3 separate regions of the Homo sapiens genome follow, and all the other regions are linked to region 3. Evidence: chromatin loops called from intact Hi-C (ENCODE). Cell type or tissue: Calu3. All regions are shown on one strand. Region 1 overlaps GALNTL6 (polypeptide N-acetylgalactosaminyltransferase like 6). Region 2 holds the start of MIR6082 (microRNA 6082). Region 3 overlaps LOC124900869 (a long non-coding RNA gene).

What was found. Peaks named below come from ENCODE experiments on the same cell type or tissue, not always from the same donor. Only the 100,000 strongest peaks of a DNase experiment are listed, where the experiment ranks them.
Region 1: a loop joins it to region 3, with 8 times the contacts of the local background. A loop is called at or near these places in 11 of 110 quality-filtered maps.
Region 2: it touches region 3 in a loop (18-fold over the local background); 5 of 110 quality-filtered maps call a loop at or near these places.

Annotation. Positions count from the first base shown.
Region 1 is chr4:172,198,043-172,206,042 of GRCh38, reverse strand. The region is part of intron 2 of GALNTL6 (polypeptide N-acetylgalactosaminyltransferase like 6); the gene reads right to left. Among named protein-coding and RNA genes, the nearest start is that of GALNTL6, 390 kb to the right of the region's middle. In Calu3, no CTCF peak of the experiment used is centred here; no DNase peak of the experiment used is centred here.
Region 2 is chr4:171,181,994-171,189,993 of GRCh38, reverse strand. MIR6082 (microRNA 6082) reads right to left here and starts at 3,810; the gene lies at 3,702-3,810. In Calu3, no CTCF peak of the experiment used is centred here; a DNase peak (open chromatin) is centred at 3,083.
Region 3 is chr4:170,986,288-170,994,287 of GRCh38, reverse strand. LOC124900869 (a long non-coding RNA gene) reads right to left here. Exons shown (of 2, transcript XR_007058486.1): 2 at 1-551. Among named protein-coding and RNA genes, the nearest start is that of LINC02431, 50 kb to the left of the region's middle. In Calu3, no CTCF peak of the experiment used is centred here; a DNase peak (open chromatin) is centred at 3,127.

The DNA of each region.
Region 1 (8,000 bases), 1.2 Mb before region 3:
TGAAATACATGGCATATGTACATATTCTTTCCCTGCTCTACAAACACCAGGTAGACCTCTGAGTAGGTAGTGGGAAAACAAAGAATGCATTTTTCACCTAGTTTATATTTTCAATCCATTGATGGGAGACTTGATGGAGATGCCAAAACAACAAGGCATAGAACTTACTGCTGAGAGCTCAGAAAGGAAAAACTATGTGATGAGATCTCCGGAACAAAGATTTCCAAGTAAAGAACAAACATTATGGTAACTTTTCTGATAAAATTGCCTGTGCACTTCAGAGGGAACTTCTGCATGTAAGAATGGGACTGGAAATAGGAAGAGATTATGGAACAAAGACTTCCAGGCAAAGAACAAACATCGCAGTAGCTTCTCTGATAACACTGCCTATGCTCTTCAGAGTGTACTTCTGCATGTAAGAATGGGACTGGAAATAGGAAGGGATTATGGAACAAAAGGATGAGAGTCTTTTCTTTGTCAGAACTGTCCTTTGACCTAGCTTTTAATATCCTGGATCTAATAATACTGTAGATTACCAAGATGTCATTTCAAAGACTGTGTGGTCCGGATTGGCCTCTGTCAGCTTTTAAGTCGCTCAGGACACTAAAAGGTCATATCTCTCCCAAAAAAGTGGACTCTAGCACAAGTCCCAGTCTATGTAAAGTTCATCTTTGTGTCCATGTTATTACATCTCACACCACTAGTTCAGGCTTTCATTTGGAGACTTTTCTATACTAAATTTGCTATTATGGAATTTTTCCTGAAAAATTTTGCAGATCCTTGCTTTTTAACTGATTTTATTGTTTGTGGTATCTATTTATCCATTTATCAAACTTTTCAGATGTTTTATCCTTTACATTTGTTACCAAAGGCGCAAAGATGAATATAATGTGTGTGATTAAAAAGCTCAAATTCTAGTGTTGGAGAAAACATATAAAGCACCAATGTAGTGTATCTAGGGGTTCTTAATTAGCTGAATATGCACATTTGGATTAAGAAAAGAATAAATCATAACTTTTAGAGAACTGAAAATTAACATTTTATTTAGACTAAATGCAGACCATAAGCTACAGTAGAATTAGTAGTACCTGGGACTTCTTCATCAATAGAAATTGTAAATATTGTGATCTCACATTACAGTTGATACAGCTGTATAGAAACATTGTTTAGTTCATGTCTTCTTTAAATTAAGATAGTTATTAACTATCCCTAGATCTTGTTATTTAATGAGTTGGCAAAGGAGCACAATGACTACTGCTTCACAAATTGACTTTTTAAAATAGTTTGATAACTCTATTCTGTTTTCTTCTCTTTGTAATCACAAAACATTATTCTCAAAAGGGTTCATAAATTTTACCAGATTGTCATGTCTCTGTCCAAGAACCCCTGGTCTAAGGTGACAATATAATTTATCATGCAAACTAAGACACTTTTGAAAATGAAAGGAAACACCCTTAATAATTATAGAATACACAATATTATTAAAAATATGTTTTGGAGTTTACCTATCTTAGCTCCAAATTAAAATTATAATTGAGATAAAAGACATTATTACCTATGAATAAACATAAACAATCAGAAACAGTGATAATGTGAGGATTGAAGGAGACCACTGTGTTCTCTCTGCACTCAGACTGCCATGTGCCCCTTCTTTCAGTATCAGACAGGTTGCATCAATGTGTTCATACTGAATCTTTAATGATAGAAAAGACTTACACTGTCACAATGCACTGCAAACTTGAGCAAACTACCTTTCAGTTATTACATTGACGCAGTTTTAAAAAAAGGACTATCATATATAAATGTATTTTGGTATTCTCTTATTTTGATTTTTTTAGGTATATTTTTAGTACAAACATCTTTCATTATATATAGCAAACAACCTAGTAAACTTCACAATTTCTGAATTCTAGTAATATAAGGTCTCACATAATTTTTAATTGATAGATAAATATATTGTAGAATCTTCACATTAACTTAGTTAAAAAAATTCTGTTGGCCGGGTGCAGTGGCTCATGCCTGTAATCCTAGCACTTTGGGAGGTTGAGGTGGGCAGATCACCTGAGGTCGTTAGTTCGAGACCTGCCTGACCAACATGGAGAAACACCGTCTCTACTAAAAATACAAAATTAGCCAGGCATGGTGACACATGCCTGTAATCCCAGCTACTCGGGAGACTGAGGCAGGAGAATCACTTTAACCCAGGAGGCAGAGGTTGTGGTGAGCCAAGACTGTGCCATTGCACTCCAGCCTGGGCAACAAGAGCAAAACTCCACCTCGAAAAAAATAAATTATAAAAAAAAATCTGTCAAGATGCCAAACAACAAACAATCAGTTTCATAGAGAAGGAAAATATCATGAATTTTAGAGTAGATGGGTCTGGAGGTCAAATGAAGCCACATATTAGCAATAAAGTCTTGGGAAAATGATGTAATATATTTGAACCTGATTCCTGCCTTGCCTCCCAGGTTAAAAATGGAGGAAGAGTTGGAAGGATTGAATGACATACTATAGAAAAATTCCTTAGAAATGGGTACATCTTTTATGAGATTGATACCCTATAACAAAGGTCTGTAATATTTAATTTTAATTTTTCAAATACTTTTTAAAATACCGCCATCGTTTCTGAGATCTTCATACTGAAAACCTTAAAGACACCTTCAGTTTTTAAGTTTCCGCTGCCAAATTTGACAAGTATTTTTACCTCTTTCTTGACAAAGCTTACATATTCTTCCCTTTCTTTGCATTTTCTCAACAATTACTGAAATACCAGTGCTCATACCTTATAAATTATTGCAAACAATTCCTAATTTATCTTCTCCCATAACAACATAACCAATATAGCTATATGGTCACATTTTTATGTCCTCATTCTATCATGCTAAAAAATGTTTTACCCTTACAGTGCTGTTTAGTCTGAACTTCAAATCTCAACACAAACACTGCCTATTTTTATTTAGCCAAATGTACACATTTTAATATTGACCAACTCCATTGTCAAAGTATACACAGGACTTTTAGTTCCTAAACTCTATTATTTGTAAACTATACTATCTGTAATCAAATTCAACTTAAACATATTGTTTTCCTCTCAATTTTTTTCAATTGTTTTCCTCTCAAGCCTAATTTTGATTTTGCTATCAAAACTCAATTAAAATGTTTTTCAATTAGCCTTATTTAAATAACTTTCATGTAGAAATCATCCATTTTGTGAAAATGTGTTTACAATATATAACTCTATTATATATTGTATAGTAGGTGTGTGGTTGCTGATGTTTCATAATAATTCATTACATCAAGAAAATGGGTTGAATGGGCCAAATAATCCCCTTTGGGTTTCCTACTGGCACTGAGTATTTGCAATTCAAGGACACTGCCACTAGATGGTAATCACAGACCACACTGATTTCACAAGTACATTACCTAGATACTTATTTTGGGGATAATGCCCCACATGAAGCTATTTTTTAATCTTTCTACCCAATATAATTATCTATATATCCATCTCATCTACCTATATGTAAGTATGTATGTCAATATTTGTGTTTCTATATACACACATATTTGATCGTATATGAAATAATTATTTCAACACTAATATTACACTATCCAAAAACTTAAGGAATAATAAACATATTGAGATATTCCTATTTTTCATTCTTTTATTTATTTATTTACTTACCCAATACAAAATTTAATTTTAAAGACATTACTGCTCATCACACTAGTTTCAGCTTTTTCTATTAGAAAGCATCATTTGCCTTAATCTCAGGTTACAGTTTCAAATTACTGTGCTCATCATACCTAGAGACTCAGCAAAGTCCATGCAATTACAAAGAAACTGGCAAATTTTAAACCACCAGTCTCGTTACAATTATGCTTTGAGGAACTGTGAGTATAGGAAGCACAACCTCTTTAAGTAAGTAAGCAAGATATCTACATTTACATGAGATGATATTTTTCACTAATGCCTCACTCTTTTCCCTCATGGTTTGAACTAAATTAAGGTGTTCTTCCATATGATGGTTAACGTGCTTTTGAATTCTGGAAAGGGTGGCAAGGCATCAAGAAGCAGAGCTAGTCTCATCACTTCTGCAACTATTTCCCCGCCCATTTCTTGGTGTCATTTCTAGCCTAGGTTGAATTGGCATCAAGTGAGAACCTACCATACCCCTCTGTTTCTGCAGGAGAGTGCTGGCTGACAGAATGCCAGTTGGACATTGTGGCTGATTATCATTGCCTTTTGATAATTACCAGCACAATTAAGGCACTTAATGTCATAGTTTTCTTTTGCTGTAATTGCCATTTTATGTGCACTATTTTATTGCCTCAACTAGTTTGCAAATTCCACAACAAATATTCTATCTTTCAGCTCCTATAGCAACTAGGGAAGTACTACAAAAATATTTTAACAAATCTTAAAATTAAACAGTTTATCTGTGTTTCGTTTAATAACAACAATACCAATAGAGACCTTTACGAGTGCCAACCAACTATTCTTATTAAAAACAAAAACAAAAAACAAAAAAAAAAAACTAGTCCCGGTGCCGTGGCTCATGCCTGTAATCCCAGCACTTTGGAAGGCTGAGGTGGGCAGATCATGAGGTCAGGAGATCAAGACCATCCTGGCCAACATGATGAAACCCCATCTCTACTAAAATACAAAAAATTAGCCAGGCGTGGTGGCGTGCACCTGTAGTCCCAGCAACTTGGGAGGCCGAGGCAGGGGAATTGCTTGAATCCCAGAGGCGGAGGTTGCAGTGAGCCAAGATCGTGCCACTGAACTCCAGCCTGGGGACAGAGCAAGACCCCGTCTCAAAACAACAAAACAAAACAAACAATAACAAACAAACCAAAAAAAAAAACAACTCCCAACTAAAGCATTAGGGAACAATTCTGTCCACTTAATTTCATAAAACTTGTTTTGGTTCCAGTTGTTTCAGTGTTTAACAAAGAGTTTTTTCCTTATGTATCGTTTTTAAGGGAAATAATGTATTGAGATAAAGTGAGCACTTTTCAGCTTCTCTTTCATAGAGCATACTATTTACTAACAATAATAAAGCTTGCTTTCCATTGGTAAATTTTGTTAAATTATCAGTTCATGAGTAAGTACCCAGCATTGCATTAAGCTCTTTTTAAAGTGATAGTTTATTTTTGCAACACTTTGGAGTCTGTGTTATAATTACCAAATTATCTGATTAAGAATGTATTTTGCAAAGCATAACTCACCCTGTAACAATTCACGTGTTACTACTTATGTTATTCTCCTCTAACCAAAAAACAAAAGTTAAGGACAATCACTTACTGCCTATGGTTCACTGGCTAAACAAAAACATAAATAAGGTAGATGTTGTCACACATTTACTAATGTGCTTGTTTATTCAGATATAGTATTCAGAAATAAAATGAAGCAAAATAAAATTATATTATCTACTACATAAAGTCTAAATTCTATCTTGCCATCTGCATCAGTGCACGGTTTCAAATGGCATTTGGTTATAAAGAACACAATGGATTATGCAGGCAATATTTTCTGGTGCCACTTGTTTGTTTCATTCCACAACTTGCTTTTCATATTGCTGACGTTTGTATTCATGGAAATAATTAGTCCCAAACATCAGAAAAGCACCGTTCGTGATTTACAAATATATATAAATGATTCAAGGTAATCGAATTTCCTTAATGCAGGTAAAATCAATGTCTAGCCATGAGCAGCAGTCCTAAAACTCCAACTTTAAATTAAACATAATTAAACTGGAGTATTTTAACAAGGGAAAAATTTCAAGTTTGAGGGTGAATTTGTTATGTCCATTGGAACACTTATTAGTGAAACATCAATAAAATGGGATATAATTCAAGCAGACTTTCCATTAAACCTATACTGCATCTAGAATACATTGAACTGACAGTTTCATCTAAATTACTGATGATTTTGAGGACATTAACTATTGGGATAAATAGCTAGTGATTGCATTTCCCCAGATTTTTTATTGCCAATTAGAATTTCAAAGTTACTTAGCTTCTCTATATGTGTAATTCCTCATTTCTAAAATTAAAGAATTTGGAATGATGTTTTTTAAGGGCTCTTAGATTCCTCCAAATCTACTGTCATCTGAATTATTTGGAAATAATAATTCAAATGAGGTATATGGCTAGTTGCCTGCATTAGAAATTGAAGGAAAAGTCTTTCTAGAGTATGTCAACAATCTAAAATACTATTTTACTTTTGAATGCCTTAGGACTTTCCCACTATTTAAAACAAGCAAGCAAGCAAACAAACAAACAACAACAACAACAAAAAATCTTTCAAAGTAAATATGATCTATTTACCAGGAGTTTAAAAAAAGTCATTGTCAACTTTATCTTGCAATGAGGAACCCCACAATTCTATGTCTTCAGTCTTCAATTTTCTTTAAACATAAGATATTCCACTGATGTTTGATTCAATGCCTGTGTTGTGTCTGTCACTGGAAATCCACAGTGAATGAGATGAGAGTCTGTTATCAAAGAACTCAAAACTTACTGGGAAAGACAGATTATTTTACACTAATTACAAGTCAAATGGTGAGAGAATTATCTAAAACAGAAGCACAAAATTTGTGAGATAAAATAGATCTGACTGAAAATGATCACGAAAATAATTTGCAAAAATATCATGTTATATATTTGATCTAAGCACGAGGAATAATAACTGCTAAAATTTACTGAGATGGTCTTTTTGTCAGATAATCACTAAGCATTTTTTGTATATTGTACTAAAAAAATTCCACAAAAATCCTATTAAATAGGCACAATTCTTATTTTACCCATTTAATAATGAAGAACACAAAGAGAAGTGACAAGAAGAAAATAGATTTGTTTATTTGCTCAACAAACACTGATGAAATGCTTACTCTATGGGACCTCTTTTTTCAGGAGTGGAGGATAAAACGGTGGCTACCACAGTCTGCTCTCAAGGAATCCAACAGGGGTCACAGGTGGTAACATGCATAGAAACAAACTTTGGTTACAGCACAGTGTAGTCAGTGTACTAAAGGGTAGAATGCCAACAGTAGTAAAAGCAGGGGTTTCCTGGAGGAAGTGATATCTAAGGAACTGAAAGATGATTAGGAGTTGGCTATCATTAGAGAGAAGTGAAGTACTAAATAGCCAAAATTTAAAAAAAAATACATTTTGGGAATTATAGTAGTACATTATGGCTGGCTAGTACATGCACTACGTTAGTAAATTAGCACATTGTGGTTTGGGTTTGATGCTGGGAGAGGCAAGTAGGCACTGGATTTTAAAGCATCTCTAAGAAGAAGGATTATATGTTGTCTTGGTTGACCAGAACAGTCCTATCATAATTATTGATAGCACCTCTTGTCCCCAGATAATTACTTACTGGCAACACTTTTAACTCTCAAAATTTTCCTGCTAAGTGATAAAGTATATGTTTAGGTTGTTTGACCTTTTTGTGAGGGCACTGGAAACCACTGGTGGTATCTCATTTTGGTTTTGATTTGCATTTCTTTAATCATCAGGGATCTTGAGCTTTTTTTCATGTTTGTTGGCCACATAAATGTCTTCTTTTGAGAAGTTTCTGTTCATACCTTTTGCCCACTTTTTAATGGGGTCTTTTTTTTTTCTTGTAAATTTGTTTAATTTCCTTGAAGATTCAGGACATTAGACCTTTGTCAGATAAATAGATTGCAAAATTTTCTCCCATTATGTAGGTTTTCTGTTTGCGCTGATGATAGGATTTTTGTTTTATTTTTTTTTTTGATGTGCAGATCTTTAGTTTAATTAGATCCCATTTGTCAATTTTTGCTTTTGCTGCAATTGCTTTTGACATTTTCATGACAAAATCTTTACCTGTGCCTATATCCTGAATGGCGTTGCCTAAATTTTCTAAGGATTTTATAGTTTTGGGGGTTTTGTTTGTTTGTTTTTTTGACAGAGTCTCACTCTGTTGCTCAGGCTGGAGTGCAGTGGCACAATCTTGGCTCACTGCAAGCTCC
Region 2 (8,000 bases), 200 kb before region 3:
CAGGAGTCTTCAGATATGGGAAAGGACAAGGAACAGATTATCCTCTAACCTCTTATGGGAGTGTAGCCCCACCTTGAATTTGGCTCAGTGAAACTGACTTCAGACTCTGCCCACTGGAGCTGCGAGAGAATACATTTCTGTTGTATTAAGCCACCAAGTTTGTGGTAATTTGTCATAGGAGCCACAGGAAACTAATAAGTTATTCATTTTTCTGTTCACCATGTCCAAGAATTCTTCTACCTTCTTGAACATTTAAAACCTATAATAGCCATTTTAAGAAAATTATCTATTTGTTAAAGTATCTGTTAGTCTTTCATCTGATTCTATTGACTGAGTTCTCTACTGATAAAATAGGTTATATATTTCTACCTATTTGACAGGGTAGTACTTTTTTTGTTAAGTTTACTAAGGTATAACTTTTGACTGGACATCTCATATTGTGGATTTTGGTTGCTGAGTCCTGCATTTTTTTGAATTTTATTAAAATACTTTTGAATTTTGATCTGGCACACTGTTATGCAATTTGAGGATCAATTTTCCTCTTTGGAGCCCCACTGTTAGGCTTTTTTTATCGCAGGCCCAGAGCCATCTTTAGGACTATTTGGCCTCACCTCAAGAGCAAGTCTTTATGCCCAATCTCTGTGCGACATAGAACTCTCCAACCTTGCTGCTGAGAAGTGAACTTCCAGCCTGATGTGGATTATTTGGCCTTTGTTTCCACCAGTTCTTTCCTGTCCTCTCACATTTGCACCTTTCACCATCCAAAGATTCAATATAAGTCTCCATAGCTCTTTTTCTTTCTCTTTATGTAGCTTCCTCCTTTCCAAACCTTTTGTCAGGAATTCTTCATCAGCCTCTCAAATTCTGATTCCCAAGCTGTTGCGATTCTCCAGTCCTGAGCTATCCCTTGGAAAATGAAGCTGGGAAGAAATCTGGTAAAATAATAGGGCTCCCTTTCTTTTTGTCAGGGTTTATAGCCCTGCACTGCCTGTTGGTCAATGTCTGAAAACTCTTGCTTGAGTTTTTGTTTGTTTTTCCCAGTTGTTTGTGGCAAAATGGCAAATTTCCTAACAGCTAATACTTAACGGACAGAAGTAGAAGTCTTTCTTTCCCTTTTTTTTTTTTTTTTTTGTTGTTGTTGTTGTTCTCATTTTCATTAAAGAAACCATAAGGTATTTATAGGGAGGAGGAAAAGCATTTAGATGATTATAGCATTAACATGAAAATAAGCAGTCAAATTAATATAATAATATCCTAGAAGAAATAGAAGAAGATGAGACAGTAATGATAATAACTATAATTGATTTAAGACTCAATATGTGAGAGGTCAGCTAATGCAATATACACCAATTGGTTTCCCAAAAAGGCACTGAGGAAAAGACAGACTTTTATTTACAAGTAATTAGATAAGTCTTAGGGTATATAAAAGCATACATTTATGTTGTAAATAAATAAGGATTAGAATTGAGGGAGAAAGACAGTATAGTTAAAATAAGAGTACCAGCAAGTGATTATGATGGATCTTTTTCATTTTCTTCCAGTAATTAGTATCTAATCCTTCTAATTTTGACGAGTTTCTCAAGCCGATTCCATCAGTATCAGCAGCCTCTGTCTCAATCTAAAATGTTTAATCCTATGTTGCGATACATAGATTTGCGCATTACTGCATAATGCCAACTTTATTAACAGCATTGACTTTTGTGGCATATGCTGTATTCATCAGGTTCCACAAGTGTATAAGCCTGTCAGTCGTTTCCCTGTGCTGACCAGTAAGCCATCAATGTCAAAGACACTGGCTCAGTAAAATGCAGAAGAATCCACTGGGGTTTGTTATCATTGGGGCTCAGGCCGCAGAAGCAATACAAAGTCTTTCAGTAACAGAGAATGATGGATATTTAGAAAGGATATCTAATATATATAGCTACATAAAACATTAACACATCAGTGTTTAGTTAGCACTAAAAGTAATATTTATATTTATTGTAGACTCATGAAAAGAATGAGATTTTTATGAGAAAATGAAGTTTTATATCCCTAAAGCTTTAAAATTTGGATTGGAACAGTTAAAGGAAATTCATTATTAAAAGATGTTTAAAATGCAAAATCAAACAAAGGTGAGTCATCATGGGTCAGCCAAGCAGAGAATGAACTAGATTAACTCATTAGATCTTTTAGAAGTTATGACAAAGATGGAGAACATTTTGTATAGGAGGTCAAATTTCAAGGTATTTCTATTCACACATATTACTGATACTCCAGATGAATTGGGGACCATATATTAATAACCATTTTGCTCCAATGAAGGAGAAAACGTGAGACAATGGTATTGTAATAGGTAGAATAGTGACCCTTCAAATATGTCCACTTCCTACTCTCTGGAACCTGTGAATGTGTTAGCTTACATGGAAAAAGCGTGTTGCAGGTGTGACTAAGTAAAAAACATTGAGATTATCCTGATTTATCCTTATAGGTATAATGTGATCATAAAAGCTCTTGAAATTAGAATATAAAAGCTGGAGAGAGAGTCCAAGAACCAGAGAGATAGCAGCATGAGTATTGAGCCCCACTTTGCTGATTTTGAAGATGGAGGAACAAAGCCATGAGACAAGTAAATCACCACCTCTAGAAGCTGGAAAAACACAATGAAATAGATTTTTTCCTAGTCTTCAGAAAGTAACGCCACCTGCTGTTATCTTTATCTTAGCCCAGTGAGATCTCTGTTGGACTTCCAATCTACAGAACTGTGAAATAATAAATTTGCAGAGTTTTCTTAAGTCGCGAAATTTGTGGTAATCTGTTATAGCAGTAATAGAAAACTTAGCATCACCATACCAAGGAAGATAAGACATGTGGTTCATCAATGCAATCAATATATTTAGAATAATCCAGGGAAACTATTAGTTTCCAGGAAATGTTTGCCTTTGTTATCTCTATTTGTTGAGATTTATCATAAGATAGTGTATTAATCAATACCATTATAGCAACAAATGGCCCCAATACCTCAGTAGCTTTCAACAGAAAGCTATACGTGTTGCTCAAATTATAGGTAGGCTGTAGATGAGCTATGACTCCATGCCAGGTGGCGCTCTGGGTCTTCACATTCAGGGAACCAGAGAAAAGAAGCTCTATTTATGAGACATGTCCATTCTCATAACAGACATAAAGGGGAAGGCACCTCTGCTCTGGGGTAGTGTGCAGAGAATTTACTCAAATTCAATTGACCAATTCATGTCATGGGATGATTACATAAACTTGTCTTCCAGTTTTAACTAGACATGTTAGGTGAAAATTACCAGTGCCCTCTAAAGAAGTAAATATTAAGCACAACAGAATTTCAAGAGAATAACAAGAGATCACTGCTCCGTTTAAGGGAATGGGTGAAACAGGGGTTTCACTAACTTCCCATATAAATAACTCCTTCTGGCCAATGCACAAGGAACATGTTTCCTGGGATTTGATAGACTATTAAAGATTAAACAATACGGTTCCTCTGATTGCTTCTGTTGTATTTGATGCAGTAGAGCCTATGAAGCAACAATAGGTGAAGGGGAACTGGCATGCCCTTGAAAACCTGGATAATAACTTATCTTCCATTCTAATGCAGGAGGACAGTCAAGCACAATTTTCATTCATGTGGAACAGAAACCCATTTATGACAGGGTCTGCTCAGCTCAGGAAGAGTTAAGGACTGTAGTTGTCCATATGACAAATATAGCCCAGTCAATGAATCCAGCTAAAATCCAAGACCCGATCCAGTCTGTGGACTTTCTCAGAATTAAGTGGACTGGATCAACCAGACGTATTCTTCAAATTGTGAGAATTACATTGTTCTCTTGCACAGATTCTGCCAATCAACATGAAGCTCAGAGACTACCCATTTTCCAGGTTTTGAAAAGATAATATTTTTTATTTAAGAATCCTTCCAAGCCCTGTTCACAAAATCAATAGAAAAAATATCTGAATTTAAGAGAGGTCCTAAAGAAAAATAATCATTAAAAGACTGGTGGAGATTAGTGGCACAGTCTACATAAAACTTTATGATTCAATTGTTTAGTTGACATTAGAAATATCTGCAACTGCAACATTGCAGACCAGCATCTGTGGTATATATTGAAATGGGATGCTCAGTGAATACCTCTTAGTATTTTTACTCCAAAAATGCCTGAGGAAGCTGCTGTTAAAAGCCAAAAGTAAAACATGGCTAGAGTCTTACTGGGTGTTGGTCAAACCAGATTGTATTAATGGATGACTATAGACCTCTATCAGTAGGCAGAAAATATGATATGTGAGTATTAATTGGGATCAAACTCTATTTTCCTGTAGAGTTCACTCATGTTGTCTGGAGCAACACCATGAAAACAAGTAAATATTTCAAATAAAGAATTAGCTATCAATTTAGCCCATCTGGATATTTTTCTCTGAATCACGGTACAGTATGCATTTCACTGTTTTGAAAGTAGAAAATAGAAAAAAAACAGGGAAACAATATTACACAAATTTTACTTAACAATCTCAGAGCAGAAGCCTCATTGAAAATTAGAATGAATAATTAAAATCTTTGTTTCACAATGGAAGCGTGTTTTGAACAGAAAGTGACAAATGGAGATCTAATTCCTAAACTGTGCATCCTACACATATAACAATTTTTTGTTTGGTACAGTGTTCTATGCTCAAGGTTAAACTTACCTTTATCAGAAAAGCTGAAATCAATACTCAAGACACAATATTGATTACTTCGAAGTTGCTTGTTCGTATTCCTAAAGGCATTTTGTAGGTGAGCAGTATCTTTACTGCCTTGAAGCATCAAGGCAGCTCCATTGCCAAATAACACTGCCTGTTTTGTTATTTCTTTTTTGTTGTTGTTGTTTGTTTTTGTTATTTTACCAGATATGTAGCACCTATGCTGAAATAGAAACTCCAATTATGGGGAAAAAGTCTGGGTCAAAACAGGTAATAAATGTGGAAAAAGGGGAGAAGACATGTAGATGGCAAAGACAGTCACAAGTTAATCTAATCCCAAGGAAGGATGTAGTTACATAATTCCCCATATTAGCCTTGCAGAGCAAGAGAATAAACTCAGTGCTCTTTCTTAGATCTGGTACTGAGTAATAGCCAGTGCTGAGAGAAATCCTAAACTGGTTACCTCTGGAGAAAGGAGATTGGATTTCTACTGATCTTCAGTAGAAATTCTACCTGGTGAATCTGAGGAAAAGACGGTATGTAGCACACTCTGATGACTCAAGGTCAAGTCAATGGGATAAAGTGAAAGATGCTGTGGAGTTGATCTTCTGTCATCCTTGAGATCATAAATCAAGACAATATATGATTCAAACAGCTGCCTGGGTGTGATATAAAGCAAACTGTGGCTGCCTGTTGAGTATGTCCCAATTTGTATGATCGTTTGATTAAGTTAAAAGTGAATTTCATGGATTTCATCTAAATAAAATCGAAATGGAACCTGAATAACTTCAAAGATGTTAGGCATGGATGTGATTGTGAGATCTGACAGGATAGATATTTTCCCTCCAGAAGCAGACAAAAAAAAAAAAAAACTTTTATGGGAAGCCTTTTAGTATACCCAGCTGAAGCTATATTTGGAGGTAGAAAAAAAACCATTGACAGTTGTTAGATATCCAATGTTTGGATGTTCAGATCATTTTCCTAAATTGTACGGTTGTTTAAATGTACAATGAAACAGAATATGAGGTAACTTGTTCAGCAGCTGCCCAGGAGATAGCAAGAGTTTAGTGAAGACGTTAGGAGTTAGTCATGCTATACTAAATGAGGCTAAAAAATATTACTAGAGGCTTTTTGAAGGGAAAACTTTTTAAACTAAAGGGAATTAGAAGCGGCTCTCACAATAGAAAGATAACACCATTTTAATAGAATAGAATGATCAATAATGATTGTATTTTCACTTCTGAACTATTCTGGGAGTAGTCCTAACCTCCCCCAGGGATAACTATTAGATATTCAAATCACAATGAAATTTGATTTTTTTTGGAAAGCTTTCTGGTAAAGGGCCTTACAGAGCCAAGTCAAAGACATATACCTACGGGGAAACTTTGGTAACCTTAGGTTTTGGTAAGTCATCACGAATACTATGGCTTTCATTGTTTTCCAATGACTCAAACACCTCAAGTTGGAATGATTTGCATCTTCTTTTTATTTTATGCTATTACCTATATCCTGGAACTTGTTGTGCAAGAGGATAGAAATGAAGGAAAAGGGAACCACTCAGTGTAATTTCTTGGGGGATAGATGGACAGTGTTACATAATTATGATGACACAGAAGCTGGTGTCCATGAAAAACCTATACAATGCTATCTGGAATATAGATATGTCCACAAACCAGATAGAATATAGGATTAGCTGAAAAAAAGTCTCTGTTCACACTCCCGTCATTGCTAATATGGAAAAATTTGCTTCTGTTGGGAAATGATGAAATATATTGCTGTAATCTTAACTGACATATAGTGTGAAAAATACTAATCTATTTGTCATAGAAACCTGGTAACAGAGTTTTAAGTTATTTCGCCTGAAAATCTGAGTTGTGCATACCATAACCTCAGGATAAGAAAATATTTTGGACGCTAAGATTAAGTCTTGAATTGCTATAATGTCTGTAGAAACCAACTGAAGTGAGTTTGGCCTTATGAAGATTACATACCCAATAGAATGCCTCCAACATATAAAAGTTTCAATAATTATGTGTAACAGTTGATAAATTGTAACTCAACTTACAAAAGAATATCAGTATACCCATGAAGGATTATAAATAACAATTTACATGTTTTGTAGGGGAAATTTCTCCTCCCCTTTGTAAAACAAATTCTAGTGATCACTTATGTCTTAATGGCCTGTGTCATATATTTGCTACTCTTACTGGAAGGAAGCACCCACAGGAAACAAACAAGATGGTTCATTCTACTCCTTTGACAACATAAATTCAAGTGAACCTAAGGGTTAGTAGACTTATGAAATTTGTGACCAGGGTCCTTATCTATGGAAGGTTCTAAACAGAGTATTTCTGACTAATGATTTTAGGAAGTAAATAAACCTAGAATCTATAGCTTAGTGGGTTCAACTCCCACAAGCTTCAGTATAAAATTGGGATATTGATAAGCTAATCATTATCCACTAAGTGAGGGGAAGTGACATCCCACTTACCTTCTTACAAACCTCATCTAGTCTAGGTTTCAAAAAGTAATTTCCGCTGTGGGGATGATGAACCTGAAGCCTGCATTTCATGTCTCAGATGACTTTCTGCTTCACAGAAGCATGTCCATTGCCTGCATTTTGGAATTAGTTCTAAAATTTGAATAATGGATAAAATATTGGATTCTATGAATCTCTGATTTTACAGTCATATCTTCATATCTCTTTCTTAGCTCGGTAGCACTTCTTAAATCTGTGGATTTTTTTTTTTTTTTTTTTTTTTTTTTTTTTTTTTGAGACAGACTCTTGCTCTGTCACCCAGGCTGGAGTGCAGTGGCGCCATCTCGGCTCACTGCAAGCTCCTCATCCTGGGTTCACGCCATTCTCCTTCCTCAGCCTCCCTAGTAACTGGGACTACAGGTGCCCGCCACCATGCCTGGCTAATTTTTTGTATTTTTAGTAGAAACTGGGTTTCACCGTGTTACCCAAGATGGTCTCTGTCTTCTGACCTCGTGATCCACCCGCCTCAGCCTCCCAAAGTGCTGAGATTAGAGGTGTGAGCCACCGCGCCCGACCAAATCTATGGATTTTTAAAGATCAGTTTAAGAAAATTCTTAGCCACTAGGTGTTTCTTACACTCTTTTCTGCTTTTCTTTTTTTTTCTTTTTGCATCCTTTTTTTCCTTCCCCATACTAAAGTATAGAGACATCATCTGACATATCATTAAGTTTTCAGCTATGCTTAATTCACTGTTAACTATATCCACTGATTATTTAATTTCATTTATTGTAATTTTATTTTAGAAATGTTGTTTCCTCTTTTTAATTGTATCTAGTTTTCT
Region 3 (8,000 bases):
TATTCCACATTTTCTTTATCCAATCATCTTTTGATGGAAACTTAGGTTCATTCCATGACTTTGTTACTGCGACTAGTGCAGTGATAAACATATGAGTGCAGATATATATATATAACAATTTCTCTTTCTTTGGGTAGATACCCAGTAGTGGGATTGCTGGGCCTAATGGTGGTTCTATTTTTACTTCTTTGAGAAATCTCTATACTGTTGTCCATAGAGGTTGTACTAATTCATATTCGCACCAACGGTGTATAAGTGCTCCCTTTTCTCTGCATCTTTGTCGACATCTGTGGTTTTTTGACTTTTTAATAATGGCCATTCCGACCGGTGTGATGTGGCATCTCATTGTGGTTTTAACTTGCATTTCACTGACGGTTAGTGATATTGAGCATTTTATTTTATGTTTCTTGTCCTCTTGTATATCTTCTTTTGAGAAATGTCTGTTCCTATCTTTTCCCCACTTGTTAATGAGATTATTTTTTCTTGTTGAGTTTAGTTCCTTGTAGATTCTGGATTTTAGTCCTTTGTTAGATGCATAGTAACAGGCATTCCTGAGGGAGAAAAAGAAGAAAAATTAAAATATCTGGAAAACATTCTGGATAGGATAATTCAGGAAAACTTCTCTAGTCTATCTAGAAGCATACTTCTTTAAATATGTTTCTTACCAAGAAGGTGAAAAGCTTTGTTGCAAACAGTGTTATTTCAGGGAGTGGATGTATCATATGTAATGAACTTGTCTTGAGATGCATAACAGCTCTGTGTAAAGGGCAAGCCCATTTATGCAATTCACAATACATACCCCCAGTGCTTTGGAACAAGGCTCTTCTTTGTAGCATAAACCACAAGGTTAGGTGACTGCACCTGTTCTCATAAGCTCAGATCTCTCAGATACACCATATCACAAGGTGAGACAGGTACAGCATCAATCTATCACACTATGAAAATAACATTTTGGGATCACACCAAGTAAGTCCAGAGGACAGAATTAATTTATGCAAATAGGTGGCTAGAATCCTATGCCACTTCTCACTTTAACACTGACTCCTCTCTAAATTTAGCATCTAATAGCTTCATAAACTTTCTTTATGATGAGTTGAAGAAAGAGAAAGAAAACTGGGACCAGGTTCGCAGGTGGTTCAGCTTAATGTGTTAATGGGACCAAAAAATACTGGAGCTGCATTAAGTGGCACTTAGGGGTGACTGTAAAGAAAAATAATGAAGGAACAAATCCTTCCTGTACACAGATTTATAAGTAGTGCACTTCGGCATTTACATTGTATATAGAGGGATGGTCTGAAATAAAGATATAGACTCTTGGTCAGTGGTAAATAGTAAATGATTGATTGGTCACTGGTATAGATTAAAAGATTCGAGACAAGCAGTTTGACGGAAGAGGTATTTTGGCTCAAAGTGCTCAGATGTTGTACCTTACGTCAATTTCCACCTGAGATCATTCATTACAGAGGAGACAGTTATCCAGTGATGGTAAGTCACCCTCTATCGTCAGCAACCCCAGTACTGCACAATAGGCCCATGATTAGGAAAGTCACAGTGGCAACATGTACTTCTTTTCACAAAATATTTTAAAGCAGCTGTTTCTACGAAATTCCAAAATTATTAAGTTGTATGGATCAAAGAGTTTGATGAAGGTCCAAGACATTATAATAAACAAACAGCCACTCAGTGGCAACTCGATTACACCAAACATCTTCCAAGTATAAAATTCAGATGTATCTGATATAATAAAATAAAATGACTCCATATAATATCAAAAGGAAACTTTGGTGAATTCCTCTGTAGAACAGAAGACTGAAAAACTTTTCTATGACTCAAAATCCTAAAAAAAAAAATAAAGGAAGAGTGAGGTTTCACGGAACTAAAATAAAGGGTAGGAGGAAGAAAGGAAGGAAGGAGGAAGAAAGAGAGAGAAAGAGAGAAAGATAGATGATAGATAAGGGAAAGAGAAAGAAAGAAGAGAGAAAAGGAGAAAGAAAATAAAAGAAAAAAATAAAAGTAATGAAAGAGGGTTTTCTGAAAGATGGATGACTAGATGCAACCAGGAAGTGCCACTCCCACGGAGAGGGACCGGAATTTTGACTAAACCAACATAATTTTAACACATTTTCAGAGAGAAAATGCTGAATGTGGATGGAAAAAGGATGCACACACCAAGCCTGAAGAGGAAGGAAGCTGGGAACCCCTGTCGGGTACCCAAATGGAAGGGCTGGCTACTGGCCCTGAATGGGTCCTGGAGAAGGGGTGAGTGAAGGAACTGGGGGACTGCCCACTCTCTCCATAGACCTCTGGTATCCTGGTTCCAGAGATTAGGTGGAGATAAGGCTTCAGCAGGTATGGAGTGATCTTTGTGCATAGGACAGCTTCTATGGAACCCAGCCATAAGTGCCATCCCCCAGGGCTCCCCATCTTCCTCTGAGCGACTTTGGCACCAGCTAATAGATGAACTGGAAGAAACAGGGCTGGCTTCCCTGCAGGGTTGGGGTACATCTGTCCTATAGGCCTACTTACCTGCCAGCCTCTCCCAGGCTCCTGCTTGGCCACTCTGCAAGAACATGTACACAATGCAGCCCCCACTACCCGGTACTGATGCTTTGCTCCATCTGAGTGCAACCTAGCAGACCAGGAGCCTTTCAGATCCTCCAGCACATCCAGAACTCAACCCTAAGTATCTGGAGCAGGGAGCTGAGAGCAGGTCCTGGTGCCTAAGAGCTCTGGCTCGTGATTCAGGAATACTAAGTTGGGATCGCTGCCCAGCACTTGAGGGAGGAAGGAGGCCACACCCCCATAAAACTAAGAGAGGTGAGTTCCACAGGTTGCAGGCTGTTGTGGGACCTGGTTGTGCCTCCCTCCACAGGGCTGGTCTAGTAAGAGTGTGACCTGTCTCCCTGAAAAACCTCTACCTAAGGGAGCCCCCACTCTGAAACGCCTAACAACAACAACAACAACAACAAAAAGTCAGACACAGTGCCAGTGATCGGAAGTGACCCAGGAGTGTAGCCGGTGAGAAAGTCACATCTCTCCTGCTCACAATACAGAGCACAGCTGCAAACCAGAAGATGCACAAAAGGCTCGTGCAACAGAGTAAGAGCCTATCTACTACTCATTGCTCACAAGCGCTATCTACTGGATCACAGTCCAAACTACAACAGCAAAAAGCAGCTGCTTCTCTCTCTTGGGAAGCCGAGGGCAAGAATTCAACAACAAAGACCCTGTACAGAGCATTATAAAAACTTTCAGAAGTAAAATAAACTGACTATACTCAATTTACCTACAGTTAAAGCAACACCAACCCTCCCAAATGAGAAATAATCGGTGTAAGAATTCTGGCAATTCAAAAAGCCAGAATGTCCCCTTACATCCAAACAAGCTTAGTAGGACTTCAGCAATGGTTCTTAACCAATCTGAAATGGCGGAAATGACAGATATGGAATTCAGAATCTGGATAGCAAGGAAGCTCATCAAGATTTGGGAGGAAGTGGAAACCAAATCCTAGGAAGCCGAGCAATCCAGTAAAATGATTCAAGAGCTGAAAGACAAAATAGTAATTTTAAGAAAGGCCTAAACTGAATTTCTTGAGTTGAAAATTCAATACAAGAATTTCATAATGCAAACAGAAGTATTAAGAGCAGAATGCATCAAGCTGAAGAAATAATTTCAGAGCTCAAAACTGGTTCTTCAAATTAACTCAGACAAAAATAAAGAAAAAGAATTTTATAAAATGAACAAAACCTCCAAGAAACATGTCATTATTTAAAGAGGCCAAATCTATGACTCGTGTGCATCCCTGAGAGAAAAGGAGAGAGAATAAGCAACTTGGAAAATATATCTGAGTTTATAGTTGATGAAATTTTCCCTAATCTCACTAGAGAGGTAGATTGCAAATTCAACAAATATAGAGAACCCCGGATATATACTATAAAAGATGACCCTCCCCAAGACACATAATTGTCAGATTGACCATGTTCAACACAAAAGAAAAAATCTTAAGGTCACCTAAAGACAAAGGTCAGGTCACATACACAGGGACCCCCATCAGGCTGCCAATAGATCTCTCAGCAGAAACTTTACAAGCTAGAAGTGATTGGGGCCTATTTTCAGTATGTTTAAAGAAAACACATGCCAACTAAGAATTTAATACCTCATTAAACTAAGCTTCAAAAGTGAAGGGAAATAAAATCCTTATCAGACAAGCAAATGCTAAGGGAATTCATTTCAACTAGACCACACTTATGAGAGGTCCTTAAGGGAGTGCTAAACTTGGAATCAAAAGAATGACACTTGCTACCACAAATAGTCACTTAAGCACATATCCCACAAACACTATAAAGCAACTACACAATTAAGTCTACATAACAACCATATAACAGCATGATGACAAGGTAAAAATATCACATATCAACACTAACCCTTAATGTAAATGAGCTAAACGCCCCACTTAAAACACATATGAAATGGCAATCTGGATAAAAAGATGAGAATCAATAGTGTACTGTCTTTAAGAGACCCATCTCACACATAATGACATCCGCAGGCTCAAAATAAAAAGTTGAATAAATATCTGCCCTGCAAACAGAAAATTTTAAAAAGCAGGAATTGCTATGTTTTATATTAGATAAAACAGACTTTAAACTTTTTACAATTAAGAAGCATAAAGAAGGACATTACATAATGATAAAGGGTATAATCCAACAAGAACTAACTATCCTAAATGTCTGCACACCCAGCATTGGAGCACCCAGATTCATAAAACAAGTTCTTCCTGACCTACATGAAGACTCAGACAACCACACAAAAATGGTGGGAAACTTCAAAAATCCACTGACAGCGTTAGACAGATCATTGTGGCAGAAAACTTACAAAGAAACTCTGGATTTAACTCAACACTTGACCAATGGACCCAACAGACATCTACAAAATATTTCACCCCATAACCATAGAATATACATTCTTCTGAATAAAATATAGAACATAGTCCAAGAAAGACCACATGCTAGATCATAAACAAGTTTCAATAATTCAAAAAAATCAAAATAATACCAAGCAGATGTTTGACCATAGTGCAATAAAAATGGAAATCAGTATTAAGAAGATATCTTAAAACTACACAGATATATAGAAATTAAACAACTTATCCTGAATAACTCTTGGATAAACTTTGAAATTAAGGCAGAAATCAAAAAAATCTTTGAAATTAATAAAAATAGGGGCATAACTTATCAAAATATCTGGGATACAGCTAAAGCAGTATTAAAAGGAAAGTTCATAGTGATAAACACCTTCACCAAGAAATTAGATAGACCTCAAATTAACATTCTAACTTTTTTCTAGTTTCTATCCTAAAGAAACTAGAAAAAAAAAACAACCTCAAAGCTGGCAGAAGAAAAGAAATAACTAAAATTAGAGAAAGGTTGAATAAAATTAAAATGTAAAAATTCATACAGAAGATCAATGAAAGCAAGTGTTTGTTCTTCAAAAGACTAAATAAAATTTATAGACCCCCCCCCCCACAGCTAGATTAACAAAGAAAAAGAAAGGCAAGACCCAAATAAACGCAATAGGAAATGACAAAGGTGGTATTACAACCAACCACATAGAAATACAAAAGAACCTCAGAGACTACTATGAATGACTCTATTCATACAAATTAGAAAGTCTAGAGAAATTCCTGAAAGCACAAAATCTCCCAAGATTGAATCATGAAGAGAATGAAACCCAGACTAGAACAATATTAAGTTCTAAAATTGAATCAGTAATAAAGATCTTAACAACCACAAGAGCTCTGGACCAGATGGATTCACAGCTGAATTCTACCAGACATACAAATAATTGATACCAATCCTACTGAAACTCTTCCAAAATATCGGGGAGGATGGGCTCCTCCCTAAATCATTCTATGAGCCAGCATCAGCCTGTACCAAAATCTGGCAGAGACACAATGAACAAAGAAAACTTCAGGCCCGTATCTTTGATAAATATATACACAATAGACACGAAAATCTTCAATAAAATATTAGCAAACCAAGTTCAGCAGCACATCAAAAAGTGAATTCGCTACAATCAAGTAGGCTTTATTCCTGGTATGCAAGCCTATTTCATCATAGACAAATCAGTAAATGTGGTACATCACATAAACAGAATTACAAGTAAAAACCATATGATTATCTCAATAGATGCAGAAAACGATTTCAATAAAAATAAATTTCCTTCATGATAAAGGCTCTCATCAGACTAGGCACTGAAGGAACATACCTCAAATAATAAGAACCATCTATGACAAACCCACAGCCAACATCTACGGAATGGGCAAAAGCTCTAACTACTCCCTTTGAGAACTGAAACAAGACATGCATGCCCACTCACACCACTCCTATTAATAGTACTGGAATACCTAGTCAGAGCAATCAGGCAAGAGAAACAAATTTTAAAAAATCCAAATAGGAAAAGAATAAATTAATCTCTCTTCACTGATTTGTTTCAATACCTAGAAAATCTTAAAGACCCTGCCAGAAGTCTTCTAGAACTAGAACTAATAACTGACTTTAGTAAAGTTTCCAAATACAAAATCAACGTACAAAATTCATTAGCATTTCTTTACAACAACAATGTTCAGGAGAGTGAAAAAATCCCACTTACAATAGCCACAAGGAAAATGAAATACCTAGGAGTACAGCTAATCAAGGAGGTGAAAGATCTGTACAAGAAGAACTAGAAAACACTGCTAAAAGAAATTAGAGACCACACAAATAAATGGAAAAATATTTTATGCTCATGGAGTGGAAGAATCAATATTGTAAAAATGGCCATACTGCCCAGAGCAATCTGAAGATTCAACACTATTCCTATCAACCTACCAATGTAATTTTTCACAGAATTAGGCAAAACTATTCTCAAAGTCAATTGAAACAAAAAAAATAGCCAAATAGCCAAAGCAACCCTAAGCAAAATGATCAAAACCAGAGGTATCACACTACCCTACTTTAAACTACACTATAAAGCTACAGTAACCCAAACAACATGGTACTGGTACAAAAACAGAGACATGGACCAATGATACAGATTAGAAAACTCAGAAATAAAGCCACACACCTACAACTATCTGATTTTTGTCAAGGCTGACCAAAACAAGCAATGGAAACGGACTACCTACTCAATAAATGATTCTGGGATAACAGGCTAGCCATATTCAGAAGACTGAAGCTGGAACCCTATCTTTCACTATATACAAAAACTAACTCAAAATGGATCCAATTTAAATGTAAGACTTCAACCTATAAAAATTCTAGAAGACAACTTAGGAAATACTCTTTTCAACACTGGCCTTGGCAAAGAATTTTTGCCTATGTCCTCAAAAGCAACACAATGAAAACAAAATCAGACAAATTGGACCTAATTAAACAAAAGAGCTTCTACACAGCAAAATAAACCATCAACAAAGTAAACAGACAACCTACAGAATGGGAGAAAATATTCACCAACTGTGCATCTGACAAAGGTCCAATATCCAGAATCCACAGGGAACTTAAACAAATCAACAATAAAAAAAAGAATAACCTCATTTAAAAGAATGGGCAAAGAACATGAACAGACACTCTCCAAAAGAAGACATACAAGCAGCCAACAAACATATAAATAATGCTCAGCATCATTGATCATTAGAGAAATGCAAATCCAAACTTGAAGAGGATACCATCTCACACCAGTTAGAATGGCTATTATTAAAAACTCAGAAAACAACAGATGCTGATGAGGCTGTGGAGGAAAGGAAATCCTTATACGCTCATAGTGGGGATGTAAATTAGTTCAGCCACCGTGGAAAGCAGTATGGAGATTTTTCAAAGAATTTAAGATAGTGTTGCCATTTGACCCAGCAATCTCATTAGTGGATGCATACCCAAGGGAAAACAAATCATTCTACCAAAAAGACACATTAACTTATATGTTCATTGTTACACTATTCACAATAACAAAGACATGGAATCAAC